3 separate regions of the Homo sapiens genome follow, and regions 1 and 2 are each linked to region 3. Evidence: chromatin contacts called from ENCODE Hi-C data. All regions are on one chromosome and are shown on one strand. Each heading gives the region's core, a stretch centred on a gene start or an enhancer-like site at or near the end of the contact. The rest is flanking DNA. Distances are from core to core; before and after follow the strand shown.

The links. Hi-C counts contacts between places; a loop is a spot of excess contacts on that map. Pooled maps may share reads with other maps.
Region 1: a loop to region 3 is called in a map of naive thymus-derived CD4-positive, alpha-beta T cell, with 9 times the contacts of the local background. The contact joins the promoter of GDI2 here to the promoter of IDI1 in region 3. A Hi-C loop is called at or near these places in 1 of 168 maps with a recorded cell type or tissue (naive thymus-derived CD4-positive, alpha-beta T cell), 1 of 37 single-sample maps with no recorded cell type and 13 of 50 pooled maps.
Region 2: a loop to region 3 is called in a pooled map, with 18 times the contacts of the local background. The contact joins the promoter of TASOR2 here to the promoter of IDI1 in region 3. A Hi-C loop is called at or near these places in 2 of 37 single-sample maps with no recorded cell type and 9 of 50 pooled maps.

Annotation. Positions count from the first base shown.
Region 1 is chr10:5,811,430-5,815,084 of GRCh38, reverse strand. It overlaps GDI2 (GDP dissociation inhibitor 2), which reads left to right and starts at 1,651. Exons shown (of 11, transcript NM_001494.4): 1 at 1,651-1,871. The coding sequence starts at 1,827. LOC124902367 (a long non-coding RNA gene) reads left to right here and starts at 1,888. Exons shown (of 2, transcript XR_007062041.1): 1 at 1,888-2,770; 2 at 3,129-3,655. RefSeq lists enhancers at 881-980, 1,044-1,636, 1,637-2,229 and silencers at 1,181-1,360, 1,421-1,690, 1,831-2,370.
Region 2 is chr10:5,683,419-5,687,497 of GRCh38, reverse strand. TASOR2 (transcription activation suppressor family member 2) reads right to left here and starts at 2,660. Exons shown (of 22, transcript NM_001321783.2): 1 at 2,323-2,660. RefSeq lists enhancers at 1,817-1,996, 2,617-2,726, 2,867-3,106 and silencers at 2,217-2,266, 2,307-2,566.
Region 3 is chr10:1,047,395-1,051,539 of GRCh38, reverse strand. It overlaps IDI1 (isopentenyl-diphosphate delta isomerase 1), which reads left to right and starts at 2,421. Exons shown (of 5, transcript NM_004508.4): 1 at 2,421-2,676. The coding sequence starts at 2,537. RefSeq lists enhancers at 1,773-1,912, 1,584-2,113, 2,373-2,422, 2,114-2,643, 2,644-3,174 and silencers at 2,513-2,732, 2,743-2,832.

The DNA.
Region 1 (3,655 bases), core at 402-2,901, 4.8 Mb before region 3:
TAAATTTCTCTTCAAGAGCCAGAGGCTGATGGCAATTGTGAAAAAAGCTCTTTATTGTTATTGCTAATAAAAAAAAAAGGGCCAATAGTCAGGTGTGGTGGCCTGTACCTCTTGTCCCTGCTACTGGGGAGACTGAGGTGGGAGGATGGCTTGAGCCCAGGAGATCAAGGCTGCAGTGAGGCATGATTACACCGCTGCACTCCAGCCTGGACGACAGGGTGAGATTGTCTCAGAAAAATAAAGAAAAAGGGTTATTTCATATTGGTTCAAAAATATAGGTAGTATGACCCCCTGATGACTTGAAGACAGAGCAACAGAAGGACCTTCTTTAGTCATCATTAGCTTAGCCAAAAGAAAAGTCAGTTACACTCACTGTTGCATAATCAGTTGTATGGTCAACTGTGCACTAATTCATTTGGTCACAAATATATACAATCAAATTAAGGTTGAATGTAAATTTAAACTTTACTTTTGCTTTCTTCTCCCCTCCCCCCCAGAAAGATCCATGGTCCAATATAACATATCTTCTTCAAGTATTTATGGGGTAAGAAACATTTTAAAAAGTTGTTACATTCTTTCCTCTATCTTAATGATTTAAATATGAGCAAGTTCGGTCTATCAAGGCAGGCTCTGAATAGCTACTATCGAGAAGTATTTGAGGAGTTCTTGAATGCCAAATCTTCATTGTCTGCTGACTCTGCAGATTTATCACGTGCTGAAAGCACAGGTTTTCCAACTGTCAACGTCTTTACGAAATTCACCTGCTTAGGCTTTCGTGGGGTCGGCCTCTTGGAGCTGAGAACACAGCTTCTGCTTACACCTGTGTCCTCAATGAAGCCAGAGATTCCTAAGAGAATTCTAGAAAAAGAGGAGCGGGGTAGAAGGCAAGCAAGGAACAGTTTCTAAGCTTAGGGCCTAAACCTTTGCATACAAGGATCAGCTACCACGTTTACAGCGGCTTTAAGTTACAGCCCTCGGTAGGTGCAGATCGGCTTCCCAATGAAACCTGGCTTTCACTTTCATCTCTGTTAAGGGTTACCTTTTCAAAAGAAGCCGCTTTTCCTCCTACCAATTTCCTAAAGCGCCCACCGGCAACGCACTAAACAAGGAGGGCACAGAGCGGGAAAAAGGACACGTGTGATTTCCGAACTCTTCCCGGCGGGCTCCGGGCCCCGGCAAGCCCAGCCCCGCGGGAGGAACCAAGGCCGCCACCCCCGAGAGGCAGCCCGGCCCGCGCTCCTCGCCCACGTGGCCGCCGCACGCGCCCGCTCAAAGTCCAAGGGCGGCGATCCGGCTCTGGGACCTTGGACCGAGCGAGCTCCCGCCCCGACGGCGGGAGTCAGAACGGTGGTGGCCAGCAGTCCCCGCCCGCGGCTCCGTGCACCTCCACCCCGGCCCGCGCGCCGCCTCCCGAACCACCGTGGCAGAGGCCGCAAGGGGAACCGGAAGCCAAAATGGCGACGCCCCGCCCTTTTCCTCTCGCGAGAGGCGGGGAAGGAAAAAAAGTTGTGCGAGCGACGGGGACGTAACCAATTAGAGTGCCGGGAGCGCCTGATTGGCGGCCCTCCCGGCGCCTGCAGGCCCCGCCCCGGCTGCGGAGGCTCAGTCACAGCCCTCCCCTCCTCGCTCCCTCCCCTCCTCTCCCCGCCCAGTTCTTCTCTTCCCGTCTGAGGTGGCGGTCGGTCTCGCCTTGTCGCCAGCTCCATTTTCCTCTCTTTCTCTTCCCCTTTCCTTCGCGCCCAAGAGCGCCTCCCAGCCTCGTAGGGTGGTCACGGAGCCCCTGCGCCTTTTCCTTGCTCGGGTCCTGCGTCCGCGCCTGCCCCGCCATGAATGAGGAGTACGACGTGATCGTGCTGGGCACCGGCCTGACGGTGGGCGCCAGGGCTGAGGGGCCGGGGCTGAGCAGCCGGGGCGGGCGCACCCCCGGCTCCTGCACGGCCCGCGGGTCGCAGCTCCTCGGGGGTCTCGTTCTGCCGTCAGCCGTAGTTTTCGGGACGGGAGTCGTGGCTAGGGGCGCGGGCGGGTTCAGGGGCGCCCCGCGTCCCGGGGCGAGCGGGCGGCTCCCAGTGTGAGGGGCAGGCGGGGAAATGGAGATGCGGGCCGTGAGGCTCGGGGCGGGGTGACGGCCGAGCCCGGCCTCTGCGCTTGCCCCCAGCGGAAGCGGAGGGGAGGGGAGAAGGCCGCCCGGGCCAAGGGTCCCGCTCCCCGGTTTGGGCCGGTGACCTCGCCCGGTTGGAAACCAGCACCCGAGGCGGAGGGGACGGTGCAGGCCTCGCGGTTGCATTTCCTATTCCGCCTCGGCCGCTGCCCCGGGTCAGTCTGGCTGCCAAAGCCGAGTACGGGGTTTCCTGACAAGTCTTGGATAATCACTGCTTCGGAACTGCTAGGGCTTGATTAACTTATATTTTTGGCGAAAACGTGGAAATTAGTCTTTTAATCCTTTCTCCCCCCTGCTAATGAGAAGTATTATTGAATCCTTTTAGCCACCCTCCCTTCTCACTTACTGAGCATCTGTAGAATTGGAATTGAGTTTTTTCAAAACTTGTCCGTCAAATGCTTTCGCACCTGACCTTCGCCGCCTTTTCCTTTTGTTTGGTGGGTTCTCTGCCTCCTTTGTCTCTTCTGGACTGTTTTCCCCTAAGAATTGGGTTGGTGATGGATTGCTAAAAGCCAAGTTCTCTGTACTCCGAAGCTTTCTTCAGGGAGTTGGAAGATAATAACATGAAGAATGCATTGTAATATATGAATGCAAGGTGTACCTAATATCATGGTATATTGATTTTCCTGGTTATCTGTTTCTAAGGGAACTTTAGGTAATCTGTAGATAACGCAGGCAGGTTCTGTAGTTTGTACTTTTTCTGTTCTTTTTTTTTTTTTTTTAAATGTTCATCTTGCAAAAGAATTCACTTTGGAGAAAACCATTTTAACTATCAATTTTTGGGGAAATTTGAAATTCTAACTTTGGGCTGCTTGATCATAATTAAGATGAATACTGATGTAAATCTTGTGTATCCTATGTACTCTGACTTCAAATTCCTGAGTCATTTAATGTAGACTTCCACTTCAAATTTTTTGAAATTTATTATAATCTCTCAGGGTCAAACCAATTTTTTTTTTTTTTTTTACAGGTAACATCCCAAAATAACACTTTTAGATGTCTCTAGGCAAGAGAAAACCTTCGAACTTTTATTTGGCTAATTTTTTAGGAAAGGTTTGTGAAGAATTAGAATCGTGTTTTTCTGGTCTGTCATTTTTCTGTTTATAGTTATATGCAATTATTAGAGAATATTCATTCTGAATACTTCGTTATGTTTGACCAATCCAGGAATAATCCTGTGTCTGTCTTTGAAAAGCTGGAAGACTGTTGGATGCCTAAATGAATAGGCCCTACCCACTGCAGGTTTTGTGCTTTTTTTTTTTTTTTTTTAAGTGCCTAATTGGGATTCCAAGCTGAGCTTAGTAGTTTGTGGTGGATTTTGCCTGTTGGAATGGGTAGTGTTGCTGCCAGCGTGTTTTAAGAGCCGGTTAGTTCCACCGTTTTTCTATGGTTGTTGCTGGTCTTTCAGATTTGCTCACAATTGAGGTCAGTTAAGCATGCACGAGTGAGTGCAAATCCACCATCATGCAGGCTTCCACAAGCCTCGTTCACATCACT
Region 2 (4,079 bases), core at 1,411-3,910, 4.6 Mb before region 3:
TAAAGTTTCTAAATTGCTAAACTATAGGCACGTGCTTTAACATGAGTGAATCTCAGAAACAATGTTTAACAAAAGTAACTCATAGAATACAGAATGACTTTATTTAAATAAAGTTCAAAAACAGGTAAGAGTAAACAATGCTAGTTAAGGATATCTATATAGGTGATAAAACTGTTTAAAAAGGCAAGGGAATAATTAACACAAAATTAATAATGGCCAGGGTAACGGGGGGCAGGGAACGCATTCCTCCTGGGGTAGAAACACACAAAAGGTTTCCAAACTAACTAAAGTTTCTAAAGCTTTTATTAATTTTTGTTATGAAATATACCATTAACATGTACTGACAAAAAGCATATTTATTACACAGATACGCTTTGTCAGTACATATTAATGACATATTTCACAATAAAAAATTTTTAAAGAAAAGGGAGATGTACATATTCTCTTAGAAGGAAAAACTCAAATAAATGTCTCTTCTCAGATTATATATTCAACACCATCACAAACAATATCCCAAGATTTTCTATAGGACTTAAAAAGATAGTTTTAATTTCTTCTGGAAGAAAAAATGCAAAAGAAAAACCCAAAGCTCTTTTTCAAAAGAAAGTACCAAAATATATTATAAAACTATGATAATTAAAATGCTACAGTAATAGTTACATGGGCGAAAGAAAAGAGAGCTCAGACTCAATAAAAACATCAGCAAATGATATGACCTGCCTAAAAAGATTTAACTTTTGTATTCACCAAGGAAGATAAAAATTAAAACAGAATGTTACTTTCAATTACTAGGTGGCTAAGATATTTTAAAAATACCATTATCATCCAGTGCTGGCTAGCATGGAGATAAAAACACATCTTTTGAGCGAGTGAACATAAAAAGGTACAATCATTTCAGGGCAATTTAGCAACATGGTTATCCAGCACTCTCATAAGGAGTCAATTCTACAGAAATACTATCATGACCACCTGAAGCACTGTTTATAACAGCAAGAGATAATCACTGCAGTATTGTCAGTTATAGGGATATCTTGAAAATAACTTGAATGTCTACCAACAGAAAAATGAAATTCACTTGATAAATACATGCCATATTGATCTATTTTTACTGAATAGATAGTATACTGTATTTAACAAACACCATGTCTCAGTCAAGTTCTTAGGCACTTCACCGATTTTAACCCATTTTAACAACTATGTTTGGACCACAGGAGATGCTTATAATCTCCCTTTAAAAAAATTAGTTACATTTGGGCAAATGTTCTGTATACACAAAACTTCAAATATACCGTCTTGGTCTTCCTTAACATAATTGTGGACCTTTTGTCACCCTTTTTCTGGCCTGGCTTAGTTATTTATTGATGTACAGTACAGGACATACCGCATACAGTCACCCATTCCTATAAGGCAGTTTTTCGACAGAAGGGTATTCTTGCACCGTTAGGGGACACTGCTTTGCTATAAACCTCCTAGGCAGGATTACCGCCAGGCTCACCCCTAGTTTTATTCAGGGAACACTGTAGACTCTAGGATCGCGAATGCCATTCCAATAATACCATACACTTGTACGCCACATATTTAAGTTTTGGATACACTTTCATAAACTTTTCTATTCTAATTGTACCTTACAGGGAGAATAAGGAAGAGTAAGCGTGGTTTGTTTAAAGTTACAGATTTCAAATAGACAAGAAGCGACTAAGAGAAACTTGAGAATTCCCAAAGTAATCTTCCTCAAAATTTCAGTCATCAACCCAGTTCTCCCACGAAACGCTGCTTGGCGCCGCCTTCAGACAAACTTCTGTGTTGCTCGCACCAAGTTATCCCAACGCGGCTTGCGCTTGCTGCTGAAATGACCCTCCCTTCGGAGAGACCTGTTTTACCCTAAAAAGAAAAGGTGGCGCATTGCCATGAAGTCTCGAGTAGCAGCAGGCTTCACGCAGAACCCGCAGGAAATGATTTCCCAGCCGGTGCAAACCCGAAGACGGAAACTTCAGCCAAGAACTTATCAGCATATCCCTGAGGACGCAGCTGTCCCCTGACAGGCGACGCAAACGAAACGCCTCAGAAAGGGGCAAGATGACACGGTTAGGATCTCCCTGCCGGCGACACCGAGCGCGGCCACAGGTTGTAGCGCAGGACAGAAGGTTGAGTCATCTAGAAGGCGCCGACCCCTCCCACCCCCTCACCCGGAGCGCGGCAAAAGGCAAGGAGAACGCGTCGACCCTCGCAGCCAAGCCCCGGCAGCTGCCCGAGCGCTCGGCCTCGGGGACCCGCCGTCCTCCTCGCAGGGTTCCCGGGCGCCCAGGCCGAGGAGGGACTTACCCGTCCTTGGCGTGGCCGCCGCCCCCGAGGACCTGAGATCCCGGCTCGGCCTCCTTCCCATGCTTCTCCCGGCCGTGCTCTGCGTCCTCCCGGGCCCTCGCGACACCGGCGCACGTGGGAAGCACCAGTCGCCGGCTCCGCGCTCCCGCGGGGACCCCCCTCAGGGGCACGCCGTCCGCCCCAGCCCCGGGGTCCTCGCCGCGGGCGCTGACAGGGACGCCGCGGCCGCCCGCGCTCTGTCTCCCGTCAGGGTCACGGGCAAGAGGCAACCCCGGGACGCCCGGCAGCCTGCGAGAACATGCCGACTTTCTCTCTGACCGGCGCTAGCAACCGGAAGCAAAACCTCGCGGCCAAAGGAAAAGAAAAGGGGAGGGGGGGGCAAAAAAAGAAAGTGAAAACTGAAGTGAGGCGTCTCCCTCAGAGATGGGAACCAATCGCCGGGAAGAAACCAAGGCGCAGGCGCGGACCGAGGTCAGCGTCCACGCGGCGCTCGCGTCTCCCCTCTGCGCAGGCGTAAGGCCACAGCTCGCTCCTGATTAGGCGGCCGATCCCAACGAGCGCGTGGTGTCTCGCGTTGCCGACCCTTGACAGGAGGCGGAAGATGCCCTTGGGAAGAGGCGGGAGACGCTCTCTCGGCTGACCTACAGTGCTGTGGCTGTGGCCCACGTGGTCGCCTTCGGGCGCCTTCTCCCTTCTCAGCGTTTCATTCCCCAGGTGCTGCTGCAAGAACAGTTTATTTGTCTGGCCCGAATGCGACATTTTGGAAATTTTGCCCTTGTTTTAATCCATATAGTAGGTGTGGCTGTTACCCCCTAGGAAAGCATCTCTAGAAATTTATAACACATGCACAGAGAGCTAAGGTGACCATCAATAAATTCAGGTTTACCCTTGCCCATGATAAATAGTCATGCAAACATCATTTAACTGTAGGGACACCTTATGAGAGAGATGCCTCATTAGGCAATTTGGTCCTTGAGTGAACATCACAGAAACCTAGAAGCATAACCTACTACATACTTACACCATAAGCCATAGCCCATTACTCCTGGCTACAAACCCATGCTATATGTTATTGTACTGAATACTGTGGACAATTATAACACAATGGTAAGTATTTGTATAAGCATATCTAGACATAGAAAAGGTACAATAAAAATACAGTATGAAAAATAATGGTACACCTGTGTAAGGCATTCTCACGAATGGACCTTGCAGTACTGGGAGTTGCTCTGGGTGAGTCTGTGAGTGAGCAATGAGAATGTGAAGGTCTGGGACATTACTGTACACTCTTGTAGACTTTATAAACACTGTACACCTAAGCTACACTGAATTTATTTTTTTAAATTTTTTCATAATTAACCTTAGCTTACTGTAACTTTTTAACTTTTTAAAACTTTTAAAAAACTTTTTAAGACTCTTTTGTAATAACACTTAGCTTAAAACAAACACATTGTACACAAATATTTTCTTTATATCCTTAATCTGTAAGTTTTTTTCTATTTAAAAATTTTTTTAATTTACTTTTTAAACTTTTTTGTTAAAAACTAAGACACAAACACACATTAACCTGGGCCTACACAGGGTCAGGATCATCAACATCATTGTCTTCACCTCCATTTTGTCCCACTGGGGGGCTGGGATTACGGTGGAGCCACTGCGCCTGGCCATGTGTGCTGTACTTTTATATGACTGGCAGTGCAGTAGATTCATTTACACCAGCATCACCACAAACATATGAGTAATGTGTTGCTGTACGA
Region 3 (4,145 bases), core at 1,172-3,671:
CGTTTGAGTTGTAAGCTGAACTAACTAGCTGCTTTTTTCATGAAATACCGCTTTTACTGGAAAGAACTGACAGATAAACTGAGGTATTCAAACCTAGATATTTGGCAGACATTTTCGTGAAAATAAATATGTTCGTGCCACTTCAAGGAACATAATTCTCAGTACTTGTTGCCAATAATGTTGGAATTTTCATGCAAAAATTCAAATAAAAAACAAACTTAAAACCATCAAGAACTTGGTGACTTTATGTGGAAGCCAGTGCTACAATACTTTAGCTTCCCAATACTTAAAAACTTTTCTGATGAGATTACTAGTGATATTAACAATGTGATTGATATTGAATAATGAAATGTTTTAGCATTTGGAAGATCTGTTTAATTCAGTAAATCAGTATTTTCCAAATGACCAATGCATGACATTTCAACATCACGCACAGGAAAATAGGCATTCGAGGTACAGTCAAAAATAATGAGTTTTAATGTAACAAGTACAAAATGTCCATTGAAGTGGTTTCAAATTCCAAATAGTAATTGGAAAATCCACCACTCGTGTTTTGGGGTAGTAGTATCGAAAAAGAATAACCAAGATAATTTGAAAAGGCTATTAAAAAATACTTCTCAATTTTCAAACTGCATACAGCAGGTGCTCATTCATTTCTTTGTAACATTGATGAGAAAAAGACTCCCAGCCAGGGGCACTGTCTTTGTGGTGTTTACGTGTTCTCGCCACACCTGCATAGGTTTTCTCTGGGTGCTGCAGTTCTTGCCACATCCCAGAGGTGTGCACGTGAGGTGAACTGGTGTGTCTTCACTGTCCCAGTCTGAGTGTGGGTGTGTGAGTGGCCCTGTGATGGAATGGCGTCCTGTCCAGGGCTGGTTCCCTCTTTGTGCCCTGAGCTACTGAAACAGGCTTCAGCTACACATGACCCAGAACTGGAATAATTAAGTAATAATTATCTTTTTATTCATCTTTCTTAAATGTATGTATAGCTCACATTTATTTCAATGTTTAATATTAGAATACTTTGGCCTTTAGAAGCTTAGTGATTTTTTTTTTCCTTGGCCAGAAGTATGCTTTAGGAACTTAATCCTTATTTTTTAGCCTCTGGTAAAATTGGTTTTGCTATACGTTGTTTCACTTAAAAGTCCTGATTCCCAAGAACGCACTGACAGCAGTGAGGACTTGCTGCGCATGCGGGAGGCCAGATTTTCTTATCTGTGTGAAGCCAGACATGAAAGAGATCTGTCAACACATAAAACAAAATCAAAGTCTGTTTTTTGTCTGGAAAAGATTTTTAATAAAAATATAACTTATGTTAGTGTCGTGTGTTTTTTAAGTGAATATTTTAATATGTTTAATTTCTATGTTAGTAAATAGCAGTAGTAAACAACAGTGAGCAAAAGCTTTTAGGTGTCCTCAGTACATTTTAAGAGAGTGCAAGCGTCCTGTGACCAAGAAGTTTGAGAACTGGTGCCCACCAGGTTCATCTCACAAGTTCAGTATTTTAAATTCCACACAAAAGGTAGAGGAAATAGCTGAATTCGCTTCAGCTGCGCATACATTTCACGATTATTTAAAAGTTTAGAGGGCTAGGCGCGGTGGCTCACACCCGGAATCTCAGCACTTCGGTAAGCTGAGCCAGGTGGATCACTTGAGGTCAGGAGTTCCAGACCAGCCTGACCAACATGCGGAAACCCGTCTCTACTAAAAATACGAAATAAGCCGGGCGTGGTGGCGCATGCCTGTAATTCCAGCTACTTGGGAGGCTGAGACGGGACAATTGCCTGAACCCGGGCGGCGGAGGTTGCTGTGAGCGGAGACTGCACCATTGCACTCAAGCCTGGGCAACAAGAATGAAACTGTCTCAAAAAAAAAAAATTTAGAACGTAGTCATGTACCTCGAAAGCGAACACTCCCAACATAGCGTGGAACACCCCACACCCCCGGCGACTTTGCTCCGCCTTGGTCCCGGTCGCAGACACCGCAGAAAGGCCATCGTTCTAGACATACGAGAACTCCCCGTGCAGCCAAACGCTGTAGTCCCAGCGGCGGAACTCGGGGGGGGGGAGGGGGGGGAGTGCCCAACCAGCCAGTCAGCAGTGACGTCCCGCCTTTCCTCCGTTTCCATTGGTCCAGCCATGCGGAGGTCGCTCCCATGGGACGCCGAGCTTCCGGCTGCAGGGCTTGGCGCCCGGGCGCTTTCGGATTGGGAGGGCTTCCTCCATGGAACGCGAGCCTCGAGACGTCTGACGTTAGGCACCGTTCGCAGCGCCTCGGGCTCGCACGGCAGGATCGAAAGCGTGATTGGCTGGCGGCGTCTGTGGTCTCGGGCACCGCCCAGTCGCGGGACGCTGCCTCTGCGGAACTGGGGGTGGGGCGTGTTGACCCCCTTAAAGGCGCCAGAGCCCGCGGTCACGGCTCAGGTTCCCGGTGCTTCGCGCGTCTGCCGTTGTCACAGGCCAGGGAGGTGGCACCACCAGGCGAAGCTTGGCGAGATTGTGTCGTCAAGCGCGTACGGGCGCCAATTGGCCGGGCGATGTGGCGTGGACTGGCGCTGGCGCGAGCGATTGGCTGCGCGGCCCGGGGGCGGGGCCAGTGGGCGGTGCGCGCCGCAGACTGTGCTCAAAGCGGGCGCCATCCGGGACCGGCGGTTGTCTGTGGCCGGAGGCTGATCAGGTACTGTGGACGGGCGGCGGAGTTCGGGAGACAGGGGCAGGGCGGCATCGGGGAGCTGCGGGACGGGGCGGGGAGGAGGCCCGAGGTCTGAGCCACCCGTGAGGTCTCGGCGCGGAGGCCTGGACAGCTGGGGGTGGCGGCGTTGGTCTCCCGAACTGGAGGGAGGCCGGGCCTTCCCGGGCTGTGGTGGGCGCCCGCGCCCCGTGGAAGGCGGAGGCGTGAGTCGGGGCGTCAGAGACGTTGCCATTCTTTGTCAGCGGAAAAGATCGTCGTCTGCGCACAGTCACCTGAGGTTTAGGAACTCGTGGAACTGGAAACCGAGTCGCAGGAGACTAAGAGTTGCGAGTCTCCCCTTAGAGAATTCAGAAACAAGCGTAGACAGCATCGTCAGAAACACGAGCGTGACGACACCGGCCTCCCCGTGCCGAGTCCACGCGTGTGACGCGGGTGCATACACCTGCGTCCGTGCAAGAGGGTGACAGCAACACACTCAAGGCGCTTCTCCTGGGAATGGAGCAGGAGAAGAGATGGGGAGCATCGCATAGATGGAACTAGACCTTTTTCTTGGGTTGGATGATGTGTTCCCGCGTCTACTACATGGTATTCTTTAAACGCATAAATAGACGTATTCATTTTATCTTGTGATTATGCAGCTTAGCTTTAAAATCTGAATTCTGAAAATCCTGAAAGAGCAATTGTCATTACAGCTGGGCGGTGGTGCACGCCTTTAATCCCAGCACTTTGGGAGGCGGAGTCGAAGGCTGCAGTGAGCCGAGATCGCGCCACTGCACTCCAGCTTGGGCGACAGACATAGCAAGACCCAGCCCCATCCCCCCGGAAAAAAAGTCATGTCAAAAAGTCTAGTAATTATGTAGTAACGAAACCTATCTTAGTGATCACCTAATATACAGTTGGCCTACTGTATCCTTGGGGTCCATATCCATGGATTTAACCAACTGCACATTATAAAATATTTGGAAAAAAATTTCATCTGTACTGAACATATACAGACTTATTCTGTAAACAATACAGCACAACTATTTATGTAGGATTTACATGTTTTAGATACTATAAGAGATCATCTACAGATGATAATTTAACGTTCGGCCCGCATCACTTAACAGGGATACTTTGGAGAAGTTCATTGTTAGGTACTTTCATCATTGTGGAAGCAGAGTGCGCTGACGCAGACCTAGACAGTGGAGCAGCTGGGCTGTGTGGTGTAGACAGACGGTGGAGCAGCTGGGCTGTGTGGTGTAGACAGTGGAGCAGCTGGGCTGTGTGGTGTAGACAAAGGACCAGACAGTGGAGCAGCTGGGCTGTGTGGTGTAGACAGTGGAGCAGCTGGGCTGTGTGGTGTAGACAGTAGACAGTGGAGCAGCTGGGCTGTGTGGTGTAGACAGTGGAGCAGCTGGGCTGTGTGGTGTAGACAGTGGAGCAGCTGGGCTGTGTGGTGTAGACAGTGGAGC